2 separate regions of the Homo sapiens genome follow, and region 2 is linked to region 1. Evidence: read pairs that join two places in POLR2A ChIA-PET (ENCODE). Cell type or tissue: OCI-LY7. All regions are shown on one strand.

Region 1 (4,000 bases):
ACCCAAGACTAATACAAGCAGGCAAGCCTAAGAAAAGACCAGGGCTGCGCAGACAAAATGACAGTCACTAAGTCAAGCTTTTCCACTTTAAGATATTGACAAGGGGGAGTCAACCGGCTGCTCTGCCCTCCATGCAGTTTTTGTGTTTACCAGCAATCCATGTCCAAGCTTCTTGGGAAAAGTTTCTGGATCTGAGATCTCATGAACTTCTGAGTAAGTTAAGCTCTGCTCTAAATAATAGTATCTGCAGGTGGGAGAAATTTCGAATTAAAAAAATCATAACCCCCAAAAAAATCATAGCCCCCCCCCAAAAAATCATAACTCCAAAATTACAATTAGAAATATTAGAATAGGCAGGGCATGGTGGCTCATGCTTGTAATCCCAGCATTTTGGGAGGCCGGGGCAGGCGATCACTTGAGGTCAGGAGTTCAAGACCAGCGTGGCCAACATGGCGAAACCCTGTCTCTACTAAAAATACAAAAATTAGCTGGGCATGGTGGTGGGTGCCTGTAATCCCAGCTACTTGGGAGGCTGAGGCAGGAGAATTGCTTGAACCCGGGAGGCGGAGGTTGCAGTGAGCCGATATTGCACCACTGCACTCCAGCCTGGGTGACAGAGCAAGACTCTGTCTAAAAAAAATAAATAAATAAAAAATTAGAATAAACCTAGAATATTAGAAAATACTGCTGTTGTCATAGAACTATTTCCTCTTTTCCCCCTAAACAGAAAGTGAAGGGACACCATTTCAAAACGCACTGTTCCAATGACTCACGAGATATGAATAGCTCTGCAGCATATCTAACCACTACTGCGTTCTCGTACAGCAGAACCAGACAGTATGCAGCAGTGGAATCTGATTTTGATTCAATCAATAAATAAATATCGTATGCCATGAGATATGGGTCTTTGCTTTAGTATCAAGTTGACATTTTGTCTTTATAAGGGCCAAAAATGGGAACACCGATTTGTCTAACTTTCTAACTTGCTCTGCAAATCTGAACGCCCAGGCACTTTGCCTTTGAGAGGCTGGTCCCCAAATCAGGAGAAGCCACCCAGGGACACAGCTTCCTGCAGAGATGGGGCTCCAGGACTGGCACCTCTGCGTGGCACGTGACATTCCACGCACTCCGGCTTTTTGTCTCCGAGCCTCTTCTTTTCAATAAGGAAATATTTCGATCCCAAAGTGCACACTGGACCTCAGTTTCTATGAAGCTTCCCCACAGCTAAAATTTCCTCAGAAATCCTTGCATATCTCCCTTCATTTTGTCAAATTGTCTGCATGGATAAATGGCTTCTCCAAACACCAGGGAGACCCCAGAGCATGGGGTTCTCCTGGAAGTGTGGGACAGTCCAGTCCAGGGCAGAACGGTCTAGCCTGTGAAGCACAGGAAGGACCTTGGAAAATGTTCAGTTGTCCTTTGCTTCAGGCTTAAGAGATCTGGCCCAGCCCTTACAGAGTCCACATTGAGGTGGAGATTCAGGAGTGGCTTCCATGGTCTTTTCAACTTACCCCTGAGCTTTCCCTAGGGCCTGGATCTGCCCAGACCATGGAGGTACATTCCTTAATCACACCCTGGTGGGCGGAGTAGGCCACACCCTCTCCCTTACACAGTCTCTCCCTCCCCACCTGTTTTATTTTCTTTTCTTCTTTTTCTTTTTTTTTTGAGATAGTTTCGTTCTGTCACCCAGGCTGGAGTGCAGTGGCATGACCTTGGCTCACTGCAACCTCCACCTTCCGGGTTCAAGTGATTCTTATGCCTCAGCCTCCTGAGTAGCTAGGATTACAGGCGTGTGCCACCATGCCCGGATGATTTTTTTTTTTTTTTAATCTGTAGTAGACACAGGGTTTTGCCATGTTGACCAGGGTGTTCTTGAACTCCTGGCCTCAAGTGATCTACTTGCCTTGGCCTCCCAAAATGCTGGGATTACAGGCATGAGCCGCCACGCTTGGCCTTCTTTACTTCTTCTTCTTCTTTTTTTTTTTTTTAAGACAGAGTTTTGCTCTTGTTGCCCAGGCTGGAGTGCAATGGCATGATCTCAGCTCACTGCAACCTCTGCCTCCTGGGTTCAAGTGATTCTCCTGCCTCAGCCTCCCAAGTAGCTGGGATTACAGGCATGCGCCACCATGCCCGGCTAATTTTGTATTTTTAGTAGAGACAGGGTTTCTCCATGTTGGTCAGGCTGGTCTTGAACTCCTGAGCTCAGGTGATCTGCCTGCCTCGGTCTCCCAAAGTGCTGGGATTACAGGTATGAGCTACCATGCCCAGACTTCTTTACTTCTTTTTATCTCTCTTCCCTCAAGGTCCCATCTCCTTGGTGACCAACATGATCCCCACCCCGATTAAGGTTTCTCAGTTAAAGGTGTGTGTATTGGAGGCAAGAGGAAGTGACCTTTGTGGTTTGGTCAGGAAGTGGGGTACTGGGGAAGTATCTAAAAGGCAATAAGCACTTTGATTCTTGCTAGTGACTCTCCTTTGCCTTATTAAGCTGTAAGAATATTTTTCTCCTTACAAGTCTTGACTTCTCTTACAGAAGCCCAGCACCCACCTCACACCCATTACCTTAATCTTAAAAGTTACCATCTTTTAAGCTTAAGGTAAACTCATCCTCTCACTCAAGCAAGAATTAAATTAAGTTACAATCTGCAGATTTGCGAACCTGAGCATCAGTGGATAATTATAATGATAATTTACAGTGGGGATTAGAGGGACAAGCAGCCTTAAGTCAGCATCTTGTGTCAGCAGTATTTACTCCTTGACATTTTAAACCAGGGATCAGCGAAATATGGCCCGCAGGCCAAATTCAGACAGCCATCTACTGTACAGCCCTCTGTGCATAGGAGAGCTAAGGGGTGGCTGAGGTGGGATCATTTGAGCCCAGGAGCTTGAGGCTGCAGTGAGTTGTGATAACACCACTGCACTCCAGCCTGAGTGATATATATATCTATATATATATAGATACATATCTATCTATATATATATGATATATCTCTATATATATCATACATATCTATATATCTATATATATCATATATATGCACATATATATCACTCATATATATGTACACACATATATATTACTCATATATATCATATATGTATGTGTGTATATATATGAGTGATATATATGTATATATATACACACACATATATGTATGTATGTGTATATATGTATACACATACACACACATATATATAGAGAGAGAGAGACGTGGTCTTGGCTTATTTCAGATAACAGAGAGTCCCAAAGTAGGGTGGGCTTCAGGGTTGGCTGTGGATGGGCTACACTGTGGCATCCAGGGCCCTGGGTCTTTCCACCTGTCTGCTCTGCCCTTCTTAGGGATGGTGTCATCCTCAGGCTGATGGAAAATGCCCAGGGCAGCTCCAGAAAACTTATTCAAATCCGAGCATGACCTGAGGAAGAAGACTCTCTCTTAGGAATGTGAAAACTTCCCCAGAAGCCCAGCAGACATCCCCCTTATATCTCATTGACCAAAACAGGGTCACATGCTCATTCTTGGCAAGGGGAAGGCATCACCTTTAGACCCATCTTGTTCACCCTCAGGCTGGAGGGTGAGGCTGGCTGCCCCAGAGGCCTGTGGCTGAGTGGGAAAGGGGTATCCATGGTAGTTCCTCTCCAAAGCTCCCCTTACTCCCAGTCTGCCACACCATGCCTCCTGGTAATCCCTGGACTGAGTCTGGGCTGCTTCTATGTAACTAATAAAATGCGGAGGAAGCGTCTTTGCACAAGGTTCAAAACTGGGTTACAAGAAGCCTTGCAGCTCCTTCTCAGTCTCTTGGAATGCTTGCTCTGTGATAAACCAGCCAGCATCTACAGAGCCCGACTGCAGGGAGGCCACCATGCTGTGAGGAAGCCCAAGATAGTCATGTGGAGAGGCTGTGTGGAGAGCCAGCAAGTGAGTGAGAGAGAGAGAGAGAGCAAGAAGAGAGAGAAAGACACACACACACACACACACACACACACACACACACACACGAC
Region 2 (4,000 bases), 200 kb before region 1:
ACCCTTCCTGAAAGCTCCCCATGAGTTCCAGGAAGACCTTTCTAAAACACGAGCCTGGCCACGGGCCTTGCTTTATGAGGCTGCCCCTCATTTGCAGGAAGGAGTCGAACCTCTTGGCCAGCACCCGCAGCCCTCCCTGACGGCAGGTGCCACCTTTCTGCTGCTGCCTGGCCTGGCCCCACTGCATTCCCTCTTGCCTCGCCTCTGCACAAGCGGTGCCCTCAGCCCAGAAGCCTCCCGCCTCCCTGCAGCCTTCAGAACACTAGAGCTCCTCGGATGCCAGCTCGGGGAGACGTGGAAGGACGCCCAGTTTGACTTGCGACCCTGCCCCCACCGGGTTCCCAGAGAAGCTGTGTCACCCCCACTGAAGTGCCGGGGGACCCTGCGTGTGCTCCTACCCATTCCCTGCATCTGCACTCCCCGCCTGGCTCACCTGCGCACCCTGCCTCGAGCTCAGTGTCTGACCCAGAATGAGTGCTCAGAAGACAGACAGGCATAGGTGATGCGGCACCAAGCCCAGGCTCCACACAGAACACTGACACCTGTAAGGCCCCCTGCTCTCGGGAGAAGAGGTGACAGGTCAAGGCCAGGAACTGGAACATGAAGCAGTAGCTCCAGATTCTGCTGTGAGCTGTGTGAGATGAGCTGCTTCCAGAAATGGTAAATGACGACTCAACTCCCCTTACGCCGCTGTGGGGGCTTCCTAAATCATCCCATCTCATACTTAACTCCCACTACGAAACATGGGGTTTTGCTTGCACACCAAAATGAATATTTCGTTATTCTCGAGTTCAGCTGTGTAACCTGCCCTGCCCACAGCCATTTCACAGCATTCCTCCAACACCCCTGGTACCATGTTTAATAACAACCTCAGCCTGCTTGGTGCATTGTGATAACAGACGTATTATATCTCCACTTTCCCCACTTTTTAACTAAAATTATTTCTTTGCCAGGCAGTGTAATCCAACACTCTTGAGAGGCTGAGGCAAGAGGATCATTTGGCTCCAGGAGTTTGAAACCAACCTGGACAACACAGTGAGACCACTCTACAAAACATTTTAAAAGTTTTGTGAGGCTCAACAAAACATAAAAAAAAAAAATTAGCTGGGCATAGTGGTACACACCTGTAGTCCCAGCTACTCAGGAGGCTAAGGCAGGAGGGTGGTTTGAGCCCAGGAGGTTGAGGCTGCTGTGAGCCAGGATTGCACCAGTGTACTCAGCCTGGGTAACCTAGCAAGACTCTTGTCTCAAAAAACAGTAAAATTAAAATTAAAATATCTTGATCAGCCTACTAGTGAATGCAATCCTCCACCATTCAGATAAGAAGTCTTTCTACAGAAAATGTGGGAGTACTGCCTTTGCGGAAGCAGGCTGGAATGCTGCCATCTGTGACTGCTCTCCGACTGCGCCTGGCTGTGAGTGGGGATGAGCAACACAGAAGACACCCACAGGACCAACGACGAGCAGCATGTTCCTCTTACCCTGGCATGTACGCCAAGGACACGCAGGGAGCTGGCCGAGGTTCACATCAGAGTAGCCCCTGGCTCCTAATACACAGACCCCACTGACTCCTCCCAGAGAAATACAGGCCAGACCACAGGCTCTGCAGGCACTTCCCACTACGGGTATCCTGGACATCTCCGGCAGTGCCAGCAAGTCCTCTTAGAGCTCCGACCTGGAACTGATGCTTCCAGAGGAAGAAATTCATTCAAATGGCAAAATTCACAAAGGCAAATGTTTTCTACAAACTTATGAAAAGTAAAAAACTACAAAGAACACACATGGCTCTCCAGCAAGCAGAGGAACAGTCTAATCTCTGTGCTGCTGATGCACAGTGGAAATCGCTCTGGCCCAACGCCGCCCTTACGTGTTCCTGCCTTGCAGCACCTGCACACCGAGCGGCCTCCTGTGCCTCTCAGCAAACACTCCTCCTGGCCTCGCTGCAGGACAGCTTCTTCCTCAATGTTAGGCAGCTGTTACAAAGAACGAGGCACGCCAGGAAAATACACCCACAGATAGATAGATAGATAGATAGATAGATAGATAGATAGATAGATAGATAGATAGATAGATGATAGATAGACAGATAAATAAAAAATTATAAAATGAAAGAAAATACACCCACAACGTTGTATGCAGACACATACAGAAGGCATTTGTGCAACGGCAGGTAAAGAAGAATCCTGATTGGCTCAAAAGATGCACGTGCATGGGTGTGTGTACATGGATGTATGTACGTGTGTGCACACGCGCACTGTGTTCAAAGTTGGAAGGCCATGCACCTCTATTAAGAGTGGGCACCTCTGCAAGTGCAATTTGGGAAGGAAGCAGTTCAACTTTTCTTTCCTATTTAAAGCTTTGTGTCTTTGAACTTTTTTTTTTTAACAAGCACACACTATCTACACAATTTTTAAAACTCCAAGAAAGATATATTTTACAAGCTTCCTACCCGAGGTGTGGGCCTCCGTTCATGAGGTCGAAGACCTGGGCGGGGTTTAGTAGCTGTTTGAATCTTCTGAGGAACTTCACACCCTGGTTGTCCCCACTTTTTGAATTGACGAAGACCAACAGTGGGCTTGTGCAAGAAGGAGGACAGCTGGCCTTCCAGAACCCTGGACGCAAGAACGAACAGAAGAAAATATATAGGCCACGGAAGACGCTGAGGGCACCACTGATGGAATCAGCAGCAGCAGACCCCCCCAAAGGACACACACCTGACACATGCACACCTGTAAGTCAGGAGGAGGTCAGTGAACAGTTCCCCACAGCCGGTCTCCATGTGTGAGGCCGGGAGCCCCATCCATCTGACCTCCACATTCACAAGCTGTCCAAATGCCACCTTTCTGCTGTCTTCTCTTCTTGATCTCCTCTGAGCCATGTACCCCACATCCCCCTTTCCACCAGTACTTGTCAACAGGTGCCACCATGTCCCAGCCAGACATGAGAGCAGCTGCAAGCCAGTGTGCCAGCATGTGCTAGGCAGAGATGGGGCACAGCTTCAATGGCTCATGACGGAGAAGGCCCCAGACCTGGGTTGCACTCAACAGCATCACCTCCACGTCAAGTGCCAGGCTCGGGTCTCAGGCCTGTCTAAGCCTGGGTGCCACTCAACAGCATCACCTCCACGTCAAGTGCCAGGCTTGGGTCTCTGGCCCATCTAAGGGCAATGCCGCAGCATCAGGGCGCCGTGTGCCGCTCTGTGCAACTCCTCCAGCACCCCCAACAGCTGTGCCTGACCTCTTGCTGACATCTCACCAAGATAACCAACTCCAGAGCTGGAGAAGAGAAAGTGCGTGGAGAAGGAAGCGTGTGGGCGTGCATGAGAAGGATAAGCATGTGTGGTACCCACCATCGGAGTCGATGCTGTTGAGAGCCGTGGGTGGGATGACTGACACTTTGCACAGGCCAAGTGGGCACTTGGTCAGCAAGGATTCTTTACACGATGTGTGAACCTGAAACAAGAGTCCCCGCGTCACCAAGGGTCACTGGCATCCTTCACACACACCAGAAATCCTCCTGCCCTGTAGCTGATGAGCTGGCCTCGGGGGAGGCAGGTGATTTCAGAGCTGGGCTGGCCTGCTACCATCAGGGGCCCTGGGCCGGCCTGCTATCATCGGGGGCCCTGGGCCCTGGCTTTGCACTTGAGAAGGCATAACACGGAAATACCCGGCAGGAGCCAGTCATGCTTCACACCGTGTGAGCTACAGTCCTGTACCCAACCTTCTGGCCCTTCGACCACAGCTACCTCAAACTTTCAGGACGAGGGTGAGGGCTCCTGGGGCCATGTGCCTCTATGTGTCCCCTGTGTCTTGGCTTCCTCCTGGCAGCCAGATGTGCTAGGCAAGTGACTGCAGCAGCCACTTCACAATGACCAACCCAGAAGCAAGTACATGGAGGCTCCCTGAGTCTCTCCCTGGAAGCACATCTCACCACCCAGAGCAACGATGAGACCCAGGACCTGGCAGGAGGCCACTGGGCTGCACCCCTTCCACATGGCTGT

The links. Peaks named below come from ENCODE experiments on the same cell type or tissue, not always from the same donor. Only the 100,000 strongest peaks of a DNase experiment are listed, where the experiment ranks them.
Region 2: POLR2A ChIA-PET joins it to region 1 with 5 read pairs; 2 of 35 experiments call an interaction of 5 or more read pairs at or near these places.

What each region holds. Positions count from the first base shown.
Region 1 is chr2:233,239,496-233,243,495 of GRCh38, reverse strand. No RefSeq gene overlaps it. Among named protein-coding and RNA genes, the nearest start is that of ATG16L1, 10 kb to the left of the region's middle. RefSeq lists a silencer at 507-701. In OCI-LY7, no CTCF peak of the experiment used is centred here; a DNase peak (open chromatin) is centred at 2,385; H3K4me3 peaks cover 768 bases; H3K27ac peaks cover 1,496 bases.
Region 2 is chr2:233,436,829-233,440,828 of GRCh38, reverse strand. DGKD (diacylglycerol kinase delta) reads right to left here. Exons shown (of 30, transcript NM_152879.3): 8 at 3,350-3,452; 9 at 2,450-2,612. Among named protein-coding and RNA genes, the nearest start is that of DGKD, 84 kb to the right of the region's middle. In OCI-LY7, no CTCF peak of the experiment used is centred here; no DNase peak of the experiment used is centred here.